Linked DNA regions of Mus musculus: regions 2 and 3 are each linked to region 1. The links are chromatin loops, found by intact Hi-C in ENCODE. Cell type or tissue: gastrocnemius. All regions are shown on one strand. Region 1 has its middle 12 kb from the start of Gm41046. Region 2 overlaps Gm30551 (predicted gene, 30551). Region 3 overlaps Mast4 (microtubule associated serine/threonine kinase family member 4).

What was found. A loop is a pair of places that touch in the nucleus more often than their neighbours do. Peaks named below come from ENCODE experiments on the same cell type or tissue, not always from the same donor. Only the 100,000 strongest peaks of a DNase experiment are listed, where the experiment ranks them.
Region 2: a loop joins it to region 1, with 4 times the contacts of the local background. A loop is called at or near these places in 5 of 42 quality-filtered maps.
Region 3: a loop joins it to region 1, with 11 times the contacts of the local background. A loop is called at or near these places in 31 of 42 quality-filtered maps.

The regions. Positions count from the first base shown.
Region 1 is chr13:102,674,790-102,682,789 of GRCm38, forward strand. No RefSeq gene overlaps it. Among named protein-coding and RNA genes, the nearest start is that of Gm41046, 12 kb to the left of the region's middle. In gastrocnemius, no CTCF peak of the experiment used is centred here; a DNase peak (open chromatin) is centred at 3,905.
Region 2 is chr13:103,642,444-103,650,443 of GRCm38, forward strand. All of the region lies in intron 1 of Gm30551 (predicted gene, 30551), which reads right to left. Among named protein-coding and RNA genes, the nearest start is that of Gm24870, 4.5 kb to the left of the region's middle. In gastrocnemius, CTCF peaks have their summits at 2,193 (motif pointing left) and 3,748 (motif pointing left); DNase peaks (open chromatin) are centred at 737, 2,146, 3,795, 3,931 and 1 more place.
Region 3 is chr13:102,740,893-102,748,892 of GRCm38, forward strand. Mast4 (microtubule associated serine/threonine kinase family member 4) reads right to left here. Exons shown (of 29, transcript NM_175171.3): 27 at 1,054-1,190. Among named protein-coding and RNA genes, the nearest start is that of 1700099I09Rik, 15 kb to the right of the region's middle. In gastrocnemius, a CTCF peak has its summit at 4,234 (motif pointing left); DNase peaks (open chromatin) are centred at 3,795 and 4,236; H3K27ac peaks cover 1,382 bases.

The DNA of each region.
Region 1 (8,000 bases):
TCTCTCCAGACAACACTTAGGATCCCTGGGGTCATTAAAAAAAAAAAAGTCACAGTGATTTCAGGTTTTTTAGGTCGGGCTCCAGACACTAGAGCTAGTCAGGTAGTGTCAATGTATGTCCCAGGAGACTCAAAGCATTCCTGGTATGTATGGTACTGTATCCAAAGGGGGCTGGGTATAGGTAATTTATAGATACACATTAGAACAGTCATTCTAATCTTCACCTCTGTCTTATGAACATTCTAAGCAAGGTCATGTATATATGCTTTGTGTGTGATCAAAGAAAGGTGCTGATGGCCGAGAATGAAGAAATGATATCCTAGTCGTGCTGCATAGAAAATGGAAGATGCCTACCTGGAATAAAGTACTACTAGTTCTAGGTCAGTCTTCTACTAGCAGCCTTTGGATGAAGATGTAGAACTCTCAGCTCTGCCTGCGCCATGCCTGCCTGGATACTGCTATGCTCCCATCTTGATGATAATGGACTGAACCTCTGAACCTGTAAGCCAGCCCCAATTAAACGTTGACCTTAGTAAGAATAGTTTTGGTCATGGTATCTCTTCACAGCAATGAAATCCTAACTAAAACAGAAGTTGATACCAGAGACTGGGGTATTGCTGTGATAGACCTGGCCATGCTTTTATTTGAAAGAATGTGGATTTAGGGAATTTGGATTCGGAACACAGTGGAATGCTTTAAATGGGGCTTAATGGGTCATCCTAGTAGGAATATGGAAGATTTTGTTGCTGGGAGTAATTTGAACTGTGTTGACTTGGCCCAAGAGGTTTCAAAGGAGAAGAATTTCAGAATGTGGCATAAAGACTGTTTCTGTGGTATTTTGGTGAAGAATGTGGCTACTTTTTGCCCTTGTCTGAAAAGTCTGCCTGAAGCTAAGGTGAAGAGACTCAGTTTAATTGCACTGACAAAGGAAGTTTCAAAAAAGCCCAGCAGAGACTTTGTTCTCTGGTTAAGTCTTATGAAGAGAAGTTTGAACAAGCATAGCAAACTGAGAAAGGAAAAATATAAAATATATGGTTCGAGTATTAAAGGGGTACCAGGAAGTGAAATGGAACAAAATCCTGTGTTCTAGGAGATAGCAGATTAAGGGAGTGGGACCTTGAGGCAAGATCCTACCCAGCTAAATTTAGATCCAGACTTGGTGGTACATACCTTTAATCCCAGGAGACAGGCATGCTGATCTCTGTGTTCAAGGTCAATCTGCAGAGCAAGATCCAGGACAGCCAAGCTTAGGCAGTGAAGGATTTGGAAAACAGAAAGCCAGTGACAGTGTAATAGTACAAGTGGGTCATGTTCTAGTTCCTGCAAGCAGAAGAACTCTGCAGCTTCAGCCATGTGGCTCTGGCTCTAGAGTTAAGAACTGAAGGAACTGCTGGGACAATTAATGCTGGTTAGCTGGAGCTAAGAAATTAGCAATGATTAAGAAGAGATCAGTATCACTGAGGTGAAATCTTCTGAAAATTGTTTTCTGGGAGCACAAAGAAGCTGTTCCAGAGATAGCCAAGGTTGTTCCTTGTGCTGTGGCTAGACTTGGTAATATGTAAGAGTTACCCAGGTGGTACTGGTTTTGAAGGCCTGAAGGTGTAATGAAGAACAGTTGAGGCTTGGCACTGTGAGAGGTCATGGAAGGCCATTGGAGAAGGTGTGGCCTCAGCTGTAGTTGATGGCCCAGGACTGAAGGGGTCATGCAAAAGAGTTTAGGCTTGGCACCATGAAGAGAGCCTATGAAAGGCTATTGGTGAAGCCTATTGGAGTGGAACACCCCAGTGTATTGGAGAGGTCAGTACCATGGGATAATCACCAAGAACAGCAGCCTTAGTGGAGTGGATCAACCTGAGCTTAGAGTGCTACAGAGGGCAGAGCTGGAGAAGTGATGCCAGCCCTTAGAAGGAGCCCAAAAGATCAAGTGGAATCCCAGACTCTGAAACAAGAAGCTGTAACACTGAAATTGCCTTGGAGACTCAAGATGTTAAAGATGCCAGAGCCATGGGATACATGCTGAGGAAAGCTGCTAACAGGGAGTGGAACCAATCTAGGAGAAAGCAGTTTGTTGCAGTCAACAAAGATGAAAAAGGAGTGGAGATCTGAAGACTGCTTTGACATCAGCCATGGAGATGCAGAGTTTGGAGTTTGCCCAGCTGGTTTCCTGTCTTTCTTTGGGGATTACAGTTAAGTAATTGGATAAATCTCAGAAGAGACCTTGAACTTTGGACTTTTAACACTGTTGAGACTGCTATAGACTATGAGGACTTTGAAAGTTGGACTAAATGCATTTTGCATTATTCTGTGTTTAAATATGGCCCCCCATACATTCATGTGTTTGAACTAGCCTATGGGGACTAGGGAGTGGAATGTGATGGTTTGTATATTCTTGGACCAGGGAGTGGCACCATTTGGAGGTGTGACCTGGTTGGAATAGGTGTGTCACTGTGGGTGTGGGCTCACCCTAGTTGCTTGGAAGTCAGTCTTCCACTAGCCGCCTTTGGATGAAGATGTAGAACTCTCAGCTCTGCCTGCACCATGCCTGCCGGGATGCTGTCATGCTCCCATCTTGATGATAATCGACTGAACCTCTGAACCTGTAAACCAGCCCCAATTAAATGTTGACCTTAATAAGAGTAGTTTTGGTCAAGTTAGTTGATGCTCATTATACAGGACACAGGAAATACTCAACATATTAAAGTAGGGGTTCATGTGTTTGTTTGCTTTTAAGGGTTTTGGAGAGGTTGTTGGGGAGCCAGGTTATGTCAGCCCACAGTTCATTAAATAATACAGCCCTTCCTGGCAGGGAGGTCCTGGTGTCAGGAGCTTGAGGCAGCTGCTCAAGTTGTATGCAAACTCAGAAAGCAGAGACTGGTGAATCTAATGTGGTTTGAAGTTCTAAAATTTGGGCGCGTTATTTTGTATTTGGAACTTTTTTTTTTTTTTTTTTTTTTGATAGGGAAGGAAGTGACTACTTTCGCATCTGTGAAACATGTTAGTACGGAGATAGTGGAACAAATGGGGAAAAAAAGCCTGTCTTTGCCACCAGGAGTTATCCCACCCCCATCCCCATTTCTGAGGCAAAGAACATTATGCTTGTTTGTTTTTCTAAAGGACAGTGTAATATACACTGATGTCAAGATAAAGCAAGGTAATAAGGCTTATAAAGATTTTTTAATTATGCAAATTTGCTGAAGGGCATTTTTTGCCAGATACACAAAAATTGCATTCAAAGAATCACAACTCTGGACTGGAGAGATGGCTCAGCGGTTAAGTGCACTGACTGCTCTTCTGAAGTTCCTGAGTTCAAATCCCAGCAACCACATGGTGGCTCACAACCACCTGTAATGGAACCCAATGCCCTCTTCTGGTATGTCTGAAGACAACAACAGTGTACTCACATATATAAAATAAATAAACCCTTAAAAAAAAAGTACTACTAGTTCTAGAAAGGACCAGGAACTGGTAGCTAGACAGTCCATCCATTTACCCAACCATAATTGTTGGACGGACTCCTAATACACTATGAGGAAAGGCAGGCCTGTGATGTCACCAGTTTTACTACTAATAGAAGGAAATTTTCAAGCAAACAAAATATTCAGAAGCTGCAATAGAATTTAGCACAGAGGAGAGTAGTGACTTTAACTTCTGCACGGAGTTGTCTCCGGGGCATGGAGGATATTGGGGTATATTCATTGTTCTACAAACACCTTAGGGGTATGGAAAATGATGGTCATCTCTTAGTCTCCAGAAGTTGCTAATACAGCCTTCAAGCCACAAGGACACATCAGCAGTACAGTGCCACACAGGTCCCCAGTAGAGGAATGTCTCCTGGTCCTCAGAGCAAGGCTGAAGTGCCATGATTGTTCTCCTGGTAATCTCCATGTGACATTCAGAAAGTGGCCACTAGGTGGCAGCTGCATGCTGCGAAGAAATAAACCCTACTGTACTTGGTGCTCAGAAGCCAAACTTCAACTAAGTCCTGTGCCTGAACAGAGGATGGAGACAGGTTGGGGTTTACTCTGACCTCAGCCCACAAGCAGGCGAAATGGGGGACTGGGTGTTCTGAGCACCTCTGAAAAGTTGAAAGTTGGATTTTAATTCATTCGTATGAATTAAAGTAATTTAAATACAACAGCAGATGTTCAGCTCGGGTATTTAAAAACCTTTAAATCAACCTGGCTATGAACACAGGAGTCTGACAACCTACTTCCTCAACTGCGAATTCTATTAACAGACAGTTCCATTGAAAATAATGAAGTTAAGCTATGCTGTAAATGGCAAAGTCACCACTGAGGTTGACATAGAAGTGTGTTATAACCACCTCAGTAGCTCTTCTGTCACCTCAGAGTTACCATCTTGACCACATTTGGAAAGATCTACCCTCCCAACAAGCTTGATTCATACTTGTATGAGTTATGCTGATTTTATATTGATTTATGTAACATTTTGATGTTGTTTTGAGATAAAGCATATTAAATTTCACCTTCTTTCCTTTCGCTGCGTGGTTTGGTTTGGGAGGTGTTTTGCCACTTACTGAGAGAAAATTAAATGAAACACAGAGGTAGGAACACACTGGGAGAAGACAGCAGCCCTCTCCAGGCTCCTGCGGAGGCTGTTCCTTTCTCTACCTGCCCCAGGGCCCTCCAGTCCATGTCTCTCCACGGGGATACTTGCCTTCCTACCCAACTCAGGCATTTTCCTGGTGGTTTGGATCCTCTTGGTTCAAAGAAAAGTAGTGATCTTATATTTTCCTTCTCTTCTCTCTCCTCTTACTCCTGCTTCTCTCCAGCTTGGTCCCACGGTGCGTGAAGAAAGGAGCCTTCCTGCCCACTCACCCAGTTGTGTGCCAGTTCTGTAGCTTGTGTGGCAGGTTCTAAATTCTTACAGCAACTCTTACTGTCTACTTCTTTTTTTCCACTCTCTCTTTTCTTTTCTTTTTTCCTTTTTCTTTTTATTGGATATTTTATTTATTTACAGTTCAAATGTTATCCCCTTTCCTGGTTCCCCCTCCGGAAACCCCCTATCCCGTCCCCTCTCCCCCTGCTTCTATGAGGGTGTTCCCCCACCCACGCACCCACTCCCACCTCCCTGACCTGGCATTCCCCTACACTGGGACATCAAGCCTTCACAGGTCCAAGGGCCTCTCCTCTCATTGATGTTTGACAAGGCTAACATATGCAGCTGGAGCCATGGGTCCCTCCATGTCTACTCTTTGGTTGGTGGTTTAGTTCCTGAAGCTCTGTGGGGGGAGGGTCTGGTTGGTTGATATTGTTCTTCCTATGGGTTGCTAACCCCTTCAGCTCCTTCAGTCTTACTGTCTACTTCTTAGGAACCAAAGACAGACAGACAGACAGACAGAGAGGGAGAGAGAGAGAGAGAGAGAGAGAGAGAGAGAGAGAGAAACAAAGAAACAAAGAAAATTTAGAAATACAAATTCTAAAAAGCAAAATGTAGATAATGGAAGTAATAACAGATTTTTTTTTAATAATATTGTTCTCTCTTTTTATATGTTGATGTGGGCAGCAGGTCCTTATGTGTGCCTGAGCAAAATGAGGACTCTCTGAGGGAACAGTGGGGGTTATAAGCAAAAATAGCACAAGAAAAAGCTCTGGGGGTGAAGCCACAAAGGTGAGCAAACCTGACTGCGCTAATGACTGCCCCACCCCCATCCTGTGTCCTTCCACCCCACACCTCACCTCCACTTAGAATGTCCGGCCACTTTCCTTCCTGGATTCATTACTCAAGAATCATAAAGAATTATAAATGACCTAGAATGTTTGCTTCTTGTGCATTAATGATGTTAGATTATTCGTTCTCTCTCTCTCTCTCTCTCTCTCTCTCTCTCTCTCTCTCTCTCTCTCTCTCTCTTGAAAGAGAATACCAAGAGTCTTAGGGATGGGCTGGGTCAGGATGCTGTGCTTATCTGGCATCAGATGGGGTGTGTGATGTGTAGTTAGCCACTGGCTTCAGAAGGCTGAGCATTTGGTATTTGCCTGCTACATATTCGTAGGATATAGTTCCAAAAGTTCCTTTTGGTGGTGGTGGTGGGGGGTGGTGTCATGTTTCTTAACTAGGATAATTGTGTAAAAGCTACAAGCCCTTTTCACTTTAATCAGAGATAAGCATGCTTAGATTTGGGGGAGAAAAAAATTATATATACATATACATACATATATATATATATATATATATATATATATATAGAGAGAGAGAGAGAGAGAGAGAGAGAGAGAGATTGAGTTAGAAGGCAATCATCTTACATGACTGGGAAATGAAGCTTCTAGACTTTGGGAGTTATTTAACAAAATTTCCAGTGCCAGGCCTGAACACCTCCTTATGGGTTATTGATTGAAGGCACCAGAAATCCCCAGAACTATGCAGGTTCTTGTCATTCCTCATGATTGCCTACCAGAACCAGATTATAGGAGACCCTATTGTTGAAGAATATATATATGACATAGAGAAATCAAGCTAGAACTGAGCTAGAAGCTTCCTCTCTGCCAGCTAGCTTTGGTGGTTCCAGAAGATGTTCTGAAAGCTGCTAAGGGAGAGAGCATCGTTGATCTTATCCAGCTGTTAACCCTGTGAGCCATGAGGCCATCCACCAAGCAAACTGTGCCCACTTGTTCAGTAGTGGCATTCTGGGTGTTGGGTACACTAACCAACAGCTCTCTAACTGGAATTGAGGCCAGTTTCACAAGAGGGAATCCAAGCCTGGTACCAAAGACCTGAGGGGAAACCCGTAGCTAAAGAAGTCATAGGTACTGGGAGTGAGTAACTGAATACTGTTTTTAAGCAAAATTGACAAAGCATCAAGCTGCCTTCTAAATGTTGGTCTTTACCTGTAAGCAAAAGCTACTGTTAGCCTTCATCAGAGAAGCCTCATCAGTGAACAATGGTAAAGACTCGGGGTTTCACAGGCACCGAGAGTACATGACAGATGAGACTCACAGCTTCACAAGGTACCAAGAATACATGACAGATGAGTACTGATCCCGGAACAAGACATCTACACTTGCCCTCCGAAGGCTGAGAGAATGTTAAGGAAGAAGAGACAAAAAAGAGTATCGTATCCAGAAAACAGGAAAAGAATTGGGTAATGCCAAGCAAGACACAGCCATTGCAATCCCAAACTCACAGCAGCTGGGGATGCATCCACTAGATTTACACAAGGATTAGCCAGTCAGCCAGCAGTTGAACTGAATGGGGGAGGAGTTCAGAAGGCCCTACTTCTCCCAGATGAACTATTTACTCACATTTGCTATTAAATGCTTCAAGGAGATGGGGCTGTCCTTGCCTTCAGTTGTCTATCCACTGATGGGCCCACCAGACTCCAAAGGATAACTCTAATCCAATGATTATAAATGGCCGTGGTTGATCCGAAATGGGTCACCAAAAGTCATGAATCTGAAAAGGAATAGGTATGGAGGAGGAGACAGAAGACAGAAGGGAGAGAAGAGAGCAGGGCAGAGTGATCAGACTGCATCATATACATGCAGGACAGGGTCAATGAGCAGCATTAATTTAAAATCCAGCAATGGATTTTCACTGTGAAAAGTTTACTAACTGGGTTGGAGAGATGGCTCAGCAGTTAAGATCACTGACTGTTCTTCCAGAGGTCTTGAGTTCAATTCCCAGCAGCCACATGGTGGGTCACAACCATCTGTAATGGGATCTGATGCCATCTTCTGGTGTGTCTAAAATCCAGCACTAGCAACAAGAACACAAACAGGCTCTATTTGTCATACAGATTTAAATGTATAAATGTATAGAACAAGGGATAGATTCACTTACCATAAGCTCAGAGAGGCTTATATGTGAAAGTGAGAGGAGAATTTCAGAGTTTCTTCTTTCTCTTCTTCTTGGTTTGTTAATAATAGACTGCAACAGGAACTAGTTGTGTTCTATAAAAAGAAAACGATGCTAGAATTGTACCATTTTCTCCAAACTTGAAACAGCTGATTGCATGTCTGCACAAGGCCTTTCTCTATACACTG
Region 2 (8,000 bases), 970 kb after region 1:
GCAGGGATGTGCGCCATTCCATTCTCTGTCAAATAGTGGCTAAAGCAGAAAATTAGCTCTGTCGTCATCATTGATTAAGCAGTATTTTTCAAAGCCTCCAGTCATCAGTAAAGGAGTCCTACTCAACAGATTAACAGATTATTTTAGTGATTAGCTAGTGGTTTTCATTGGGTTAGCAAAGTGCCTTATAGATGCAGTGCACCCAGGCATGGGCTGCAGCTGTGACAGAGGCAATATCTCCATGCCTCTCCCTGACCTGTGCCTGATAGCCCCAGGACCAGGAACGCTTGAAGAGGATGCATAGAGCCTGGGTCACTGTTGTCATTACCTCATCTACTTCCTTTTACATTCTAGTTGGACTTAACAATATTCAGCGCTCTTTCTCTCTCTCTCTCTCTCTCTCTCTCTCTCTCTCTGTGTGTGTGTGTGTCTCTCTCTCTCTCTCTCTCTCTGTCTCTCTCTCTCTCTCTGTGTCTCTCTCTCTCTCTCTGTCTCTCTCTCTCTCTGTGTCTCTCTCTCTCTCTCTCTCTCTCTCTCTCTCTCTCCTTTCGCTAAGGAAATAAGCACAGTAGCATGAAACTTGCCTTCTCTAAATCCTCTGCGGTTGGTGAGGCATTTCCACACGCTTCCTCTATACACCTCCCCTTTTCACATCATCAACAACGCAGCCTCAGCGAGCTGGGCTGTACCAGCCAGGCAATTTTTCAGGTGCCAACATGTGCCTTGAGTATGCCTTGGCCAAGGCAGTGGCTGGCAGCCAAAGAACCAGGCAGGGACACTTCATTCTTGCCCTGAATTCGAATTCTAACGCACCAAATCTCTTGCCCGCCCTGCTAAAAAAAAAAAAAAAAAAAAAAGGTCCACTCCTTGTAGCCCTTAACAATTCCCTCTGCAGGCAGCAGCAGCTGGAGATCATGAAAGACAGAGAGCTCAGGGCCCAGGAAGCTGAAGATGCAGGTTTTTATAGCCAGGAGACCTTGAGTGAGCCATTTAACCTCTCTGACCTTCTGTTTTCTCTTCTGTAAAATGGAAATAAAAATATCCATCCTGTCTTCCTTAATAGATTGCCGTGAGATCGGGGTGGCATGATAGATGTAGGGGCTTTGCAAAATGTTAAGTCCCAAGTTTTATCTTTACAGCATATGATCCCGGCTCCCCTGAACACCATTCTTCATGACAAAGAGAGCCGTCAACATCAAACACACACTTGAAGGGCCCCTCTGGGGACGAAAGTTCTCCTTCCTACTGTCTGACTTACTGATGGGGATAGATATTCCCAAGGCATAGCAAATTCTGCTGGCCTTGGTCCCCTGAGAGCTGTCACAGAATATATGACAAAAAAGCCCAGAAAAGATAAAGGGATTAAAGGGATCAAAGGAAGAGGTTTTGTTTTAGCAAAGGCCTTTTCCATAGAGGTTATTAGAGAGGACAGACTTCCTGATCACCCCTGATGCTTCACATGGGGTCCCATGTGAGGCCCATTCAGCCAGAATGACCTCTATGGAGAACTCACATATCCTGAAGAACCTAGCTACCTGGATTTCAGTTTGTCAGTTGTACTTGGACAGGCAAAACAGGCCAGAGAGCAAGAACTTCACTGGTGTGGGAAGCAGTCAGAGGAGAGCGAGATGGTCCATCGGTGAAGTGCCTGCCGAGCAAGCAAAAGAGTCTGAGTTCAGAAATCCACGTAAAAAGCCAAGAATGGCCCCTGTGCCTACAATCACAGTGCGGGCTGGGAGGGGATTTTTGAAGGGATGCTGCTCAGCCTGTCTAGCCAAGCAGCAGATTCCAGTCATGGAGAGACCCCTGTCTCAAAAAGTAAGAGCTACAGAGGAAGGTATAAACATTGCCCTCTGACCTCTCCCCAACTGAAGAAAGCACCAAGAGAGAAAGAAGTAATGGGAGGGGGGATGAAGGGAGAGAAGGGAAGGGGGGAAGGGGAAGAGGGAGGGAGAGTATGTTAGACAGAAGAGCAACAACAGGAGTTACCCCAGCCAAGGGATGGCTGCCTTACAGTTAAGTAGAATGAAGCTGGGCTCCTAGGAATGAGTGTCACATTAAACAAAAGATTCAATGTGGAAAGTGTAGCCAGTACAAATGCAGCTTTTAAACATTAATAGAAGGAGAGGCAGGCACAGTGGCTGGGCAGGCCTCCCACTGGTTCGTTCAAGAAACTTGATGTGTAGTGACATCTAGTGGCATCACATATGAAAGGCTGCTGAAGTTTTTTTTTTTTTTTTTTTTTTTTTTTTTTTTTGAGTGGATGAATCAAAGTTTGTCTATATCTACAGGACAGAGAGCAGCCTTTTGTAATTCTCTGCCGCACTTGCTCATGCTCCAGGAACTAGAACTTTGAGAAAACCCATTCAGTGGTCATGTATGGTAGTGGAAACAAGAAAGGGACCAAGCATCTTTGGGCTTGCTATATGTTTATTTTTATTTAAATCGGGGCATATCACCAGTTGTGTTCTTGAGTCCATGAATGTAGCTGCGAGAATGAGTGACATATGGGCCAACGATCTAAGACATGTTGCCTGAACGGAGAGAGAAGCACTAAAGGATGACGTCACGTGGAGAACATGTCCCCCTTTGAAATAACACTTTTAAAATACATTTCATCTCAAACTGGCTGCCATTCTTCCTTTTACCCGAGAACTTGCAAGGTTTCCTTAAAAACTGTGGCATCCCAAGCTGACCAGTACAACCTAAGTTTTACTGTTACACAGACCACCAGCAATGTGGGTTGACGGTAGCAAGCTAACACTTTTCCAGGGTGTCTCAGAAAGCTCAAGCTGTTCCAGCAGATAAGAGTCTGCATTTCTGAGACACCCTCTCCAATCAAGAAATGAGTAGAACTCTCTGAATAAGCCAGCAGTGTCAGGATCGAGTGGAGAGAGAAGAAACCTCCCTGGAGGCTGCCTGAAGCCCAGGGAAAGAGCGACCATATGGCTTCCCGTTCTTGTCCTTTGTTAGGCACGGTTCTCAAAAGGAATAGAACCAACAGAACATAAATACATTATCAAAGGAGAATTATTAGCTTGGCTTACAAACAACCTGAAGAGAAATCCCTTTATCTTTCTCCAAGCCATCCAACAATGGCAGCCTACATGCTGGCGAGGCAGAGGTGCCCAGAGAGGTTAGGTCCGTAAAGCTGGATGCCTCCACTCAAAATGGGTTCCAAACAGCCACCAAATCCCTCAAGAGCTGTGAGTATTCAGTCCACATGGAAAGAACAAAACAGCTGGAGTGTGTTGTCATTGGAGGATGGCAGCAGCAATGATAGGCAGACTCCTGACACTTTTGTTCTTGGAGGGCATGGGATGGTCCCACCCACTCCCTCTAAGACTGGGTCTTCCCCTCTCAATCCTCTGAATCATCCTCATAGACACACCATGTCTCCTTCATTGGTTCTAAGACCCACCAAATCAGCAGTCAAGACCGACACATCACACATTCCTTACTGAAAAGGCCTCCTGCGGTTTTGAAAAAGTGTATGCTCTCCTATTTGTTCAACAAATAGTTCAAGACCAAGATTATGAATACATAAAAATAAAACAAAATCTTCTCTGTAGAGTGTTTCCTTGTCTTGGTCATTGCATTTGTCATATGAAGTGGCTTTTGAGCTCAAGTTAGGACTACAGTTGGAGCTTGTTTAAGACTTCAAATCCTGTGTCACATTAACGCAAGGAAATATGCTTGTAGATCACCTTTTGGTACAATCTAGCTCATCCAGGCTGAGCTGAGTGCCCGGAAGCGCCTCCTAGTGTTCAGTAGCAATATCTGCACCAAGGACAAGCTCAGCGGCTAAACCATAGATACCATCCAGCCATGTCTACCTGGAATGTTCCAAAGCCTGATGGATTGGGGGAAGGGATAGAAGGGAGCTGGAGGCTGAAGAATCCTGTCACTGTTGTCATAAGCACACTTAACCTCAAGTCCAATAACCCCATCAGACAGGCAGCTCCCTGCCCTCTAAACTCTCCAGAAAGAGATGTTATCCCCTTAATTGGTCAGTGGGCGTATTCCTCCCATGTTCAGATGTATAGTGCTATAGCTATTAGGAAAGGCACCCTGGAGAACTGGACAGGTGTATGAAGTGTGCATGAGTTGATGCACGCTCTCATGTATGTATGTATGCATGCATGTATGTGTGAAAGCTTCCTCTCCCAAATGGCCTTTCCTAGCCGTCTACTACAAGCATCCCATCTGCCCTGCTCATCACCAGAGACCTTTTCTAGCCTCCAGATCTGATCTCCAGTCCTCGACACTGCCCATCATGGCATCAGATGGCCCACAAGAATTTCACCTTCGTGTACAGAACTGAACTTGCCCTCCTCTCTCAGATCTACACTACCCTCCTCCCAGACTCCAGCTCAGTTACTGACACACCATCACCTGCTCACTCAAGCAACTTTTCTCGCACGCCTCTCTCCGTCCAAGTTCTAACGAGTCCTGACCCTGCTTAGCTCCCAGGATCTGGAATGTTCAGAATGGCATGGCTGCACATATGTCCTTTCCCCTTGCTTCCCTCCAACCTCCCCTAGCCCAGAGAATTACCAGGCCCAACGATTCTTCCCTCCAAGTCCCCCTCTGCTGAACCTCCCATCCTGTCTCTATTCATGCCCTCAGTTCCTTCCCCTCCATTGGCTTTAGAACAGCCACCCAGCCTTCAGGCTCACCCTCTCTAATACGATGCCACAGTAGCCTTTTCAATCCTGCCTTTGCCATCCTCTTGACTGAATTCTTCTGCCCGAGAATTCCAAGCCTTTCCCTAACTTGGATTCTAGGAATCATCTCTAAACAACCTTCACGTGTCCTTCATGTGCCTTACCTATGCAGATAGAATCTTGGAACCTGCCATCCTCCTCTGCCCTCTGTATCCTTGTGCATGCTGCTCCCTCTGAGTATGATGCTCTTCCTTATGTCCCCAGATGTCCACTCACTCCCTGCTATACCGGTGGTTCTCAGCTTTTGGGTCTCAATCCTTTTAGGGGAGTCAAATGACCCTTACACAGGGGTCATATATCAGATATCCTGCATATCAGATATTTATATTACAATTCATAACAATAGAAAGATGAATGGTTAGGGAGTAGCAGTGAAATAATTTTGTGGTTGTGGATCACCACAACATGAGGGACTGTGTTAAAGGGTTGCAGCATTAGGAAGGGTGAGAGCCACTGCTTTGTACAGATTTGGTTGCACCTTCCTCTATGTTTATGAAACTTTCTCCTTTTTTCTGCGCCTCAACTTTCTGTATGTCTCATACTTCTGTTTTCCTATTCTTCTCCACTAGAGTGCAAAATCCTTAAAGGATATGTCGGTATCTTTAATACTCTTTTTTACCTCTAGCATTTGGCATAAATTTGGCATTGATTTAATGGTTCAGTAAACATTTGTTAAAAGACTGGAGAGAAAACTTAGTTGGCAAAACGCTAGACATAGAGTCATGAGAAGTTGCGTTTGATCCCCAAAACCTATGTGAGAAGTCATATTTGATGGCACACACTTGTAACCCTAGCACTGCCTGAGACAGGCAGATCCCTACAGTTCCCTGGCCCAGCAACTTGACCTACTTGGCAAGTTTAAGGACAAAGAGTCCCTGTCCTAACCAAGTGGACAGCACTTTCAGAGCACCCAAGCTGGACCTCTGGCTTACACACACAGGAATAAAATAAGCATTTGTTGAATGAGTCAAAATGAAAAACAGCCAATTGCCTGCACACAGCAGAGGGCCTTCTGAGTCAGAACTCAGACTCGTGAGTCCTACTGTGCATTCCGCAATTTCCATCATGCCGGTGGTCCTTCCTCCTCCTTCTTCCCTGCTGACTGGCATCCTCATTTCCCTCTGGGAAAAACCCTTCTCCATGAAGACCATATGGGAAAGTGGACTCGGTTTCCAGTTCCAGAATGGCACATTTCTATCTTAGTGATTGGCTCCAGCAGGGCATAACTGATTTGAGTCCCATAAGTCATGGGAAAAAAAAAAAAAAAGAAAGATTCTCCACGGGCTTCTCAAAGGCCCAGGAGGAACCCCCACTTCCTCTTCTGGACTCTGTCAGATGCAGGCCATGGCCAACTTCCAGCCTAAGAAGAAAGGAAATACCAACAGAGCTCAAAGCGCCCTGCAGTGATGGGGCAGGAGCCTCTGCACTCAGCTACACTGAAGTCCACACTTACTCCCAACTTCCAGTCTCACAAATCCAATAAACCTCTGGTTAAATCCTTTGGTTTTATGCTATTATTACTACTAATAGTGAAATGTGTCCCCTGAAACATACATTCAAGATAACACATGTGTGCATGTGCATTTGAAAAGTAAGGAGCCATCATTTTTGCCCTGCTTAATTCTCTGACAACAAACCATCTTCCCAGCCACCATTCCCTTTGCTTTTGAAATACAGTACAGTTGAAGGAAAATTGGAAGAGCTGCCATGGTCAGCTCAAGTGCATGACGCATCAACAGGCAGTGTGGTCACGTTGTGACAAGCTTGTCTAGAAGCTAACACTCCAATAAATAAGTTGACATGGGACTGTCAGAACTAAGTTCAGGGTCAAATTTTAACTACTCTTTACAGCCCCACACTTTCTCTCCTGGCCTTAAGCACTCCAGTCTATTGATATACCCATCAACTTCCTGGCTGGTTGTCTTTTTTTTAAAAAAATAAAAATAAAAGCTGTCAAATCAAAGTGGAAAGTCAAGGGAACATGGACGAACCCAGGCCCCATGAGAGTGACTGTGGAGCTGGCCAGAAACATCCTGTGTAGATCACTTTTCACTGAGGGAAACAAAATTCTTGGGGACCTTTGTGGGGAGATGCAGGCAGGGTTTCAGGGTGTACCCCAGGCTAGCCCTGAATTCCTGATCCTCCCAAGCGCTAGATTGCAGGCAAGGGCCACCACTCTAAGCTTCTTGGGGACTTTTGGAGTAGAAAAGAATGAATCAAGGAGGTGTTTGTAGAAATGACAGTGGGGTTGGAAGCACACCTGTCAAAGGTGTGATGAAGCCAAAGGAGCTCCAAGGCAGGGTCAGAAAGTAGACGGGAACTGTGCATTCAGCTCTGCTGCTGCTGAAGGAGTTGCTCCTGCCAATAAGCAGAAGGCCACCCAGCCCAAGCCTGGCACTGTGCGAGCCACAACAGCATGTCTGATGAAGCTGCCAACAGTCACACTTGGCCACCAGCTATAAATACAACAGCCCCTCACCCAATCCTAGTGTTCATCTCCTTCCATGGCACCCCAGGCAAACACACAGGCAAATTGCTTCTGGGCCTTTCCTTCCCTGGCCTCCAAGGTTGAGTGACGTAGAAACAGTCAGTCCATTTTCTCTTGCTATAATGAAATACCTGAGGCTGGATACCTTGAAGAGATTCATTTTGTCTATTTGTTCTTTTTTTTTTTCCATTTTTTATTAGGTATTTAGCTCATTTACATTTCCAATGGTATACCAAAAGTCCCCCATACCCACCCACCCCCACTCCCCTACCCACCCACTCCCCCTTTTTGGCCCTGGTGTTCCCCTGTACTGGGGCATATAAAGTTTGCAAGTCCAATGGGCCTCTCTTTGCAGTGATGGCCGACTAGGCCATCTTTTGATACATATGCAGCTAGAGACAAGAGCTCCAGGGTACTGCTTAGTTCATATTGTTGTTCCACCTATAGGGTTGCAGTTCCCTTTAGTTCCTTGGGTGCTTTCTCTAGTTCCTCCATTGGGGGCCCTGTGGTCCATTCAATAGCTGACTGTGAGCATCCACTTCTGTGTTTGCTAGGCCCTGGCATAGTCTCACAAGAGACAGTTATATCTGGGTCCTTTCAGCAAAATCTTGCTAGTGTATGCAATGGTGTCAGTGTTTGGAAGCTGATCATGGGATGGATCTCTGGATATGGCAATCACTAGATGGTACATCCTTTCGTCACACTTCCAAATTTTGTCTCTGTAACTCCTTCCATGGGTGTTTTGTTTCCTATTCTAAGAAGGGGCAAAGTGTCCACACTTTGGT
Region 3 (8,000 bases), 66 kb after region 1:
AATTAAACTCATAAAGTCACCTCTGTCTTCTAATACTACACTCCTGACCCCCACCAATCTGACTACTTAAGTGGCTCCTGCAGGGTCCTCGGCCTCAGGTGGGCTCTCCGTGTTTTCCTGCTCACATGACTTTGTTTTTCCTGGAGTTAATGAAGCACTTTTATTAAATCACTTCTTTTTCTATCTCTATCCAAACTCAGCGTGAGGAGACTCAGGCTCAGGTGAACAAGGGATCCCCACTATGGTAGCTCAAAGAAGCCATGCCTGGACTGGGAAGAAACACCCCTTCCCAGAGCACAGGCTCACACGGGCTTTAGCCGGTACATAGAATTTTTGGTTCTTCCTTGTCTGCCAATGTGTGCCACCTCACTAGATTCCAGTCACACAGAGCCTTTTATTTCCAGGCTTATTTCAAAGGCTTAAATATGTGGGGCTTTTTTTTTTTTTTTTTGATATATGCTAAGACTTTCTTAGTTACATACACACGATATTTTAAATGCAGATTTCATGTGGAAAGCTGCCTGATGGTCAAGTGTGTCAAATCCAACTCTCCTGACATGATGCCTAAAGGCTTAAAGAAATACAACAACAACAACACAAAGAGAAATGAAATACAGCAGAGCTGCTGAGATAGCTTAGCAGGTAAAGGCACTTTCCACAGGCGCGTGACCACCTGAGGTCAGTCCCCTGAGCCTGAGGTTGAAAGAGAGAACTAGCTCCCAAAGCTATCCTCTGATCTCCGATGCACTGTGGCATGTGTATGCCTACACATAGACACAAAAGACAAAAATAAAAAAGAGAAATTTAAGCCAGAAAAGGCCTTTTCATGGTGTCGACACATGCTAAAAACTAATAGCAATCATATACACTGAGAGCAATGACTCTTTCTGCTATACATGCAATGCCGCTGACCTTGAATGTCTACTGTGAACTGTGGTATAGCATTTCTCACATGTAGTGAAACATACCTTCCTCAGACATATTTCATAAGGAATATACTTTACTCAACACAGGCGGCTGCCAACCTTTTAAAGAAGGCCGGACCCAACTTACCTTTCTAGACTCTCCTTCTTCTTGGACTTCTTGCTTCGTCTCACCATCCGGCCCTTGTAACTGTTTCTCCTGGCTGGTCCCGTTTTGATTGATGTGTTTTCAAATGGAGTAGTGGTGATAGACACCTTATTCCCACTCTAAAAAGAAAGTTGAGGTGATATTAAAAAGAAATGCTGTGAAGATGCAAGATCAGAACTAAGAGATTCCAAGACAAGTAAAAAGATAGGTGCATCAATAAAGGCGTCCCCCTGCTGCTAAATAATCCTGGACCCATGAGTTCCGGCCAATGCAAAAGTGGGAGAAGGTAAAGTAACAAGTCTCTTTGGTGAGTGGGAGTCATATATTGGAGTCAAATTCAAGTTCGGCAGGCCTGCTTGCCCTTCGCTGCTCCTTATAGACTGTACTAGCTCCCAGCAGGACCCCACCATCTCTTAGAGCTCAGCAGAGGAGTAAATGAGAGCTTGCAAAGCCTTTAGCACCAAGTGTGACACATGGAAAGGACTCTATAAATAACAGCTATCTTCATCCATATGTATTAAATATAAATGTGCCCAGGAGCTGTCTGGTCTTGCTTGATATATTTTCCTTCTTTCTCTGTTTCGTGTTTTTCTTTGACCTAGAAATCATAGGGCGACAGAACCGAATGAGACTTTTATTTGTAATGATGTTAGAAGGTTCCTCTCTTATTGTCATAAAACCTGTCACCTCACAGTGCTGGGAAGTTATGTGCCCGCCCCTGGGAGAGTACTCTAACCAGGTCACGCACAGTCACATAATTCCCGGTGGGCTTCTGAGTCCTTTCACTTCACCTTGGGATGGGAATTCTAGGCAGGTCCTAGTAATGAAGGTGAATAGCAGCCAGGCCTAGGGGCACTGGGTCAGGTGGGCAGAGACTCTGCTACCTACAATTTCTTTGTGCATGTCATAATAGCCAGAGAGCAAATACAGTCTTTCAAAGTCAGAGGTGGCCATGATAAACTTGAAAGAAGTAGCCCAAGAACAAGGGCCTTTTAAAATGCCAGGACCTAGAAGCTAAGTTCTAAGCCATACCGAGCAACAGGAAGAAAACTCTTGTGGGAACAGAGACTGGGAAAGCAGATTTCTGCCTGGCTGATATCTGCCTTCTTTCCCCTGATCGGGAAGGATCGCATGCTATTATAAGAAACAACAAAACAAAACCAAACCAAAAATGGGAAAGCATAAGTAAAAGAAAAAAAAATCATTGAAATCTCCACTCAGCTACAACTGATGATATTTCAATCTATCTCCTGCTGGGTTTTAATTGTTTTTGAGAAGGAAGCGTGAAAATCAGACGGAGGGCCTTGGTGTATGCTAAGCAACACTCTGGCATTAAATTACATAGCTACATCATCCCTAGCGCATCCTCGTCATTCTTTGAACATGTATAAACATATGCACATCTTATCAACAATCTTAATGTCATATCTGTAGCTCTCTATTTTCCATCTCACATGTCTGGAAACTTCTCAACAAAGATTCTCTAAGGACATGCTTTGTCTTGGCTGCCTACTGGTGTCTCCCCACCGCTACTCTTTTCTGAGTTTCAGTTTTATGAGTTGATGGTTCCTTAGTTATTTATATTTCTTTAGGGCAGTGGTTCTCAACCTTCCCACTGTTGTGACCCTTTAATATAGCTGTGGTGACCCCCAACCATAAAATTATTTCACTGCTACTTTTTTACTGTAATTTTGCTACCGTTATGAATCCTAATGTACACATCCGATATGCAGGGGTTTGCAAACGCCAGGGGTTACGACCCACAGGCTGGCCACCACTGCTTCAGGGAGCTCTTTGTTGATGTTTTATCTCTGGCTTATAATTGAAAACACAGTGTTTTTATTATTGCCTTCATAGCTCTTCATATATCATTTTAGAAGTATAATCTCCCACCTAATAATAGATTTGCAGAAAATATTTTAGGTAGGTGGGGTCTGAATTCCAACAGAAAGGTAAGTCATATGTCCTACATGTAGGTGCAAAACTTTAAAACATTTACATTTTCTTTAACGGGAGAGGTTGGCTTATTTCTCACCAAGTGGAAAATTCGCTATTGAAGATTCGTGGAAGGAGGCCTTCATGAATGGGATGAAAAGGGGCAACAAGGCTGCTGGGACTTATCTTTCAAAAGTGTTCTTTGCTACTTTCCTATACTGAGTGCACACACACCTCCATATGATCACTAGGTTGATATCCCATGAGCCACTGGGGCTTGTATTCCAATGCATCTCAACATTGCCTTTTTTTTTTTTTTAAAGCACAGTCTAACACTGTAGATCAGGCTAGCCCAGAACTCACAGGGTAGCCCACACTGGTCTCAAACATGTGCCAGTTCTTCCTCGTCAGCCTCTGGAGGGCTAGAATTGTGGTTATGTCCCGTCACACCTGGCTCAGACTTTCATATCCTAGTAGGAGGCTAACAATGCCACCTGGTGTTTTAAAAATACAATTTAGCTTTAAAGTCATTCTCATGTATAATCTTTATTCTTATAATCAAGATCCGAGGGTTGGGTCACTACTCCTGAGGTGAGAAAGGACTGTCATTGTTGGACTATAGATAATGATAACAGTTTCAAGGACCCCTGAGATTCTTGCTCTCAGAGTCATGGTGGTAAATGGAACCATCAAAGTCTGGCTACTCTGTCCTTCATCCCCCAGTGCCCCTCCTTCCCGATCTGCTCCGCATGGGCAGCGGGTGCTTGGTCCCCTCTACCTCTCCAGTGCCTGGCTTGTGTCCACCACAGTGGCGGTCAGCAAACCATCATGGGCCATGTGGGGCATGCTCAGAGAACTAGATCACTGAAAAACGAAGGAGGCATAAGCATGATAAAATTGTGAATGATAAATTAGAGTACAAATCATGAGTGCTTCTCACTAGAAAATGGAGAGGAGCAGGGCCCGCTGACTCAGCATGTATTGAGGCTCTGAATAAATGCCCCCTTCCACAAAAGCTAAACCTACTTTTTGTTTGTTTCTACTTATGACTTTTCAAAAAGCGGTTTGTTGGACTGATATTCATACACCAAAGACAGCTCCTGTAGTAAAAAATGCACAAGGTGCATCATGCAAATATTAATCAGAAGCATCAGGAGAAATGGTAAATGAATAGAAAAAAAAAAATACTGGGTGCTGTTTGCGAAGCCTGCCACCTAGTGGATCCACCTAGCTACAGCAGGAGCTACAAGGAAGCTGGGGCGTGAGAGAACTCTGTGATAGCTGTCTGAGAAAACAATAGCAGCAGCAACAGAACTAGGCAAGCTGACTGCTAGATGTCTGCTTAGTTTGCTCTGACTTGCAAGTCTTTCCGGGTTTCAGTGCACAAGGGGAGAGGAGAAGTTTTAAGTGGGCTGAACTGAGTCAAGGTTTCTTCCTTCTGGCCTCCCTTGTGTTGTGGCCCTGACTCTCATCCTCCGCCCTAGCTCCAGCCTGCTAGCACACCTTACCCCAACATGAACCAAGGCCTCAACCTACTAGGCTCACTGTGTACTTCCCAACACCTGAGACCCACCCACCTCACATTTGCATTTCTATCCATGTTGCCTGGGCTATCCCTACTTCTCCTCAACTCCCCGAACCATCATTTAAGGCCTGTACAGATTAACCCTCAGTTCTCTTGAGCTTTTTCGATGCCAGTAGTCTTTCCTTCTTGGGAACTTCTGCCACGTTTACAGTCTGTTCCTTAGGTTTAGCACTTTGATTATAGCCTGGTGATGCTAGGCCTTCCTACTGTGAGCACTGGATGATGAGGCACTCCTAATTAGATGCTTGTGTTGGAGAAGTGTGTGGTAGGCACTGAAAGCACAGCCTCTGACTCACGCTGCCTGGGTTGAAATCACTGACCTAGCAGATGGTTGTGGCTGCCTTGCTCATGGCTCTCTACTTTGGTTTGTGTGTCTGGAAAATGGGGACACCTCTATTTATAGCATCTGCCTCAGAGAAGAACCGAGGGTCACATGAATTTGTGTAAAACCCAGCAGAGCCTGGCGGGTGCCAAGTACTCTTGCTTCATTAGCTATGTATGTGTATGAGTTTTGTGTAGGATCGTGTGTGTGTGTGTGTGTGTGTGTGCGTGCACGTGTGCACACGCACAAGCATGTGAGGCCAGAAGACATCCTTGTTTCTTGATACATGATCTGAAACTCACCAAGTAGGCTGACCTGGCTGACCAGCAAAGCCTGTGACATTCCTGTCTCTACTCCCCAGTGGTGAGTGCACAAGTGCCACTGACTGCAGGTGTCTGCACCCCGTGTGGTTTTAGAGCAGTGGTTCTCCACCTGTGGGTCATAACCCCTTTAGGGGATCACATGTCAGATATTCACATTAGGATTCATAACAGTAAGAAAATTACTGTATGGAGTAGCAATGAAAATACTTTATGACTGGGGGCCACCACCACATGGAGAACTGTAATAAAGGGTCACAGCATTAGGGGGCTGAGGACCACTGTTCTAGAGGATCAAACTCAAGTCCCCATGCTTGCCAGGGAAGTACTTTACCAACGGAACTATAACCTCAGCTCCCCATCAGCTATTTCCCTGAGTTGTTTTAGATGACGCTTGCAGCATTTAGCCCAAAGCTCTGGAAATACAAGGAAATACGGAAGGATGACAGTCATGCCATTTGGTTGTCCCCACCCCATACTTGAGAAGCTCCCAGAGTTCCTGAAGTTCCTGAACCAAGTGCTGGTGAGGCCTAGAGGTTTTCTTATGCACCAAGAATTTAAACAAAGTAATACGGCTGAGTGGAAAGTTCCTTAATTATAGGGTTAAGCCTGACCTGTTATCGCTCGAGCAAAGGCTGAAAACTGGGACACTATGGTCTCCATCTACGAAAGACCATGAAGTTATTTTAGAAAGACTGATGCTGTCCCACGATCAAGCTCTCCTGGAAGGGAAGGAATGAGGGACCTGACCATCCACTCATCCCAGGAGTCTACACTGCTGACTGCTGTTGGACCCGCCTCCCTGTACTCGTGAGCTGAAGGTTCCACAGCAGGGCTACTTCAACGCTGTAAGGGGAAATGAGACTCAAGGTGCAGCAATGAGATGTAGAAAGTGCTCCTGGTGTTCTCAACCCACGAGACAGATACTGTAGTTCCTGTGCTTCTACATGTGTGCACACAGCCCTACTAGTGATCTTGCTGCTGTTTCCTAAGGATGCCATGAGAGGCTGTAAATTAGCATCAGCCAGGTATACTACACAGAGGCTGTAAATTAGCATCAGCCAGGTATACTACACAGAGGCTGTAAATTAATCAGCCAGGTATACTACACAGAGCTGCCACTGCAGTATGAAGCCGGCCATGGCGTGTAGACGCCCACTGCCGATGCTGGTCACTTTACACTCTTTGTTCAAGAACTGCTGCTTAAGTTTGGCAGAAAGCTGCATGATTACGCAATTCGCCCGCCCGCCGGGGCGATAATTAAATCCCTTGCATCTTCTTTGTTTCGTTACACTAGCTACTGCTCCTGGGTGCTTCCTTTATGATCCAGAGGCAGGATCTACTGCCTTAAATGTGTGCCAGAGCACTCTACAGCTTCAGGAAGTGCCATGGCATAGCACACCCCACCATGTTCGCACCCTTGCAGTGGCCCACAGTGACTGTACCCTCTGATGGAGCTGTAGGTTGTAGGAGGTGATCACAGTCACAAGGTGAGGTGAAAGGTCACACAGAGGGCCAGCTGGCTCTCTAAGACATTTCCAAAGACCTTTCTAGGGGGAGGGGGACTACATATACAATCTCACAGAAGCAAGAAGAGAGGTTTAGAAATCCAGAATCATGTTAACATATAACATAAATTCAGCTTATTTTTCTTCTTCCATAAACATCTATATTCTATGAAATAAATACATGCTGAGGTAGGAGCTATTTTGCATATAACACACTACTGTTATGAAGAGTGCAATATATATTATATAAAATACATATATATACATGCATATAGGACATATTCTATATTATACTGTATATATATAATTTACCAGCACAGATATAAATATATATACATGTATATGTAATATTATATATACATATACATAATATATGCATACAGTGTAATATATAATGTATTATATATACATGTATAAATGGATGTATATATTTATACCTATGCTGGTTAGTTCGGATTTTTAATCAATTTGACACAAACTAGGGTAATCTAGGAAGAGAAACCCTAAACTGAGAAAATGCTCCCCCATCTGACTGTCTTGTGGGAGGTTTTCTTGATTTTTTGATTGATATGGGAAGGCAGAGCCTAGTGGTGACCGTGCCACCCATGGGCAGATGATCTTGGGGCATATAGGAACAAAGACTGAGGAAGCAGTGTTCCTCCATGGCCTCTGCTTTAGTCCCTCTTCCAGTCTCCTGCTCTTACATCTCCTTATGATAGACCGACTATAAGTTCTGAGACAAAACAGAACCTTTTATCTCCAAGAAGCTGTTGATCACGGTCTTTGTCATGGCAACAGGACGCTAACTAAAGCAATTACCATTTATATCTTATAGTTCTTTTAGCTTGCCAGGCGGTGGTGGCACACACTTTTAATTCCAGCACTCTGGGAAGCAGAGACAAGAGGATCTCTATGAGTTTGAGGCAGCCTGATCTAGAGAGAGTTCTAGGACAGCCAAGGTTACACAAAAAGAAAAAACAAACAGACAAATAAACAAACAAACAAACAACCCCAAAAATTTGCTTTAGAAATATCATTGATCTAAGGCACCGGTAGAAAATGATTGGCAACTGAGAGAATTATTTTCCAGCTCCAGAGGTCACACACACACAGTGAACACCTAGATAGGACCACGGGACTTTCTTTGTCCACTGTTCTCAACAGTGTCCTCAAAACTGAAAGACACAGGAGACAAGCTCTCAATAGGAGACAAACTCTCCACGGTCATTCCAGGCTCTCACGGTCTAAGACAGTTTCAG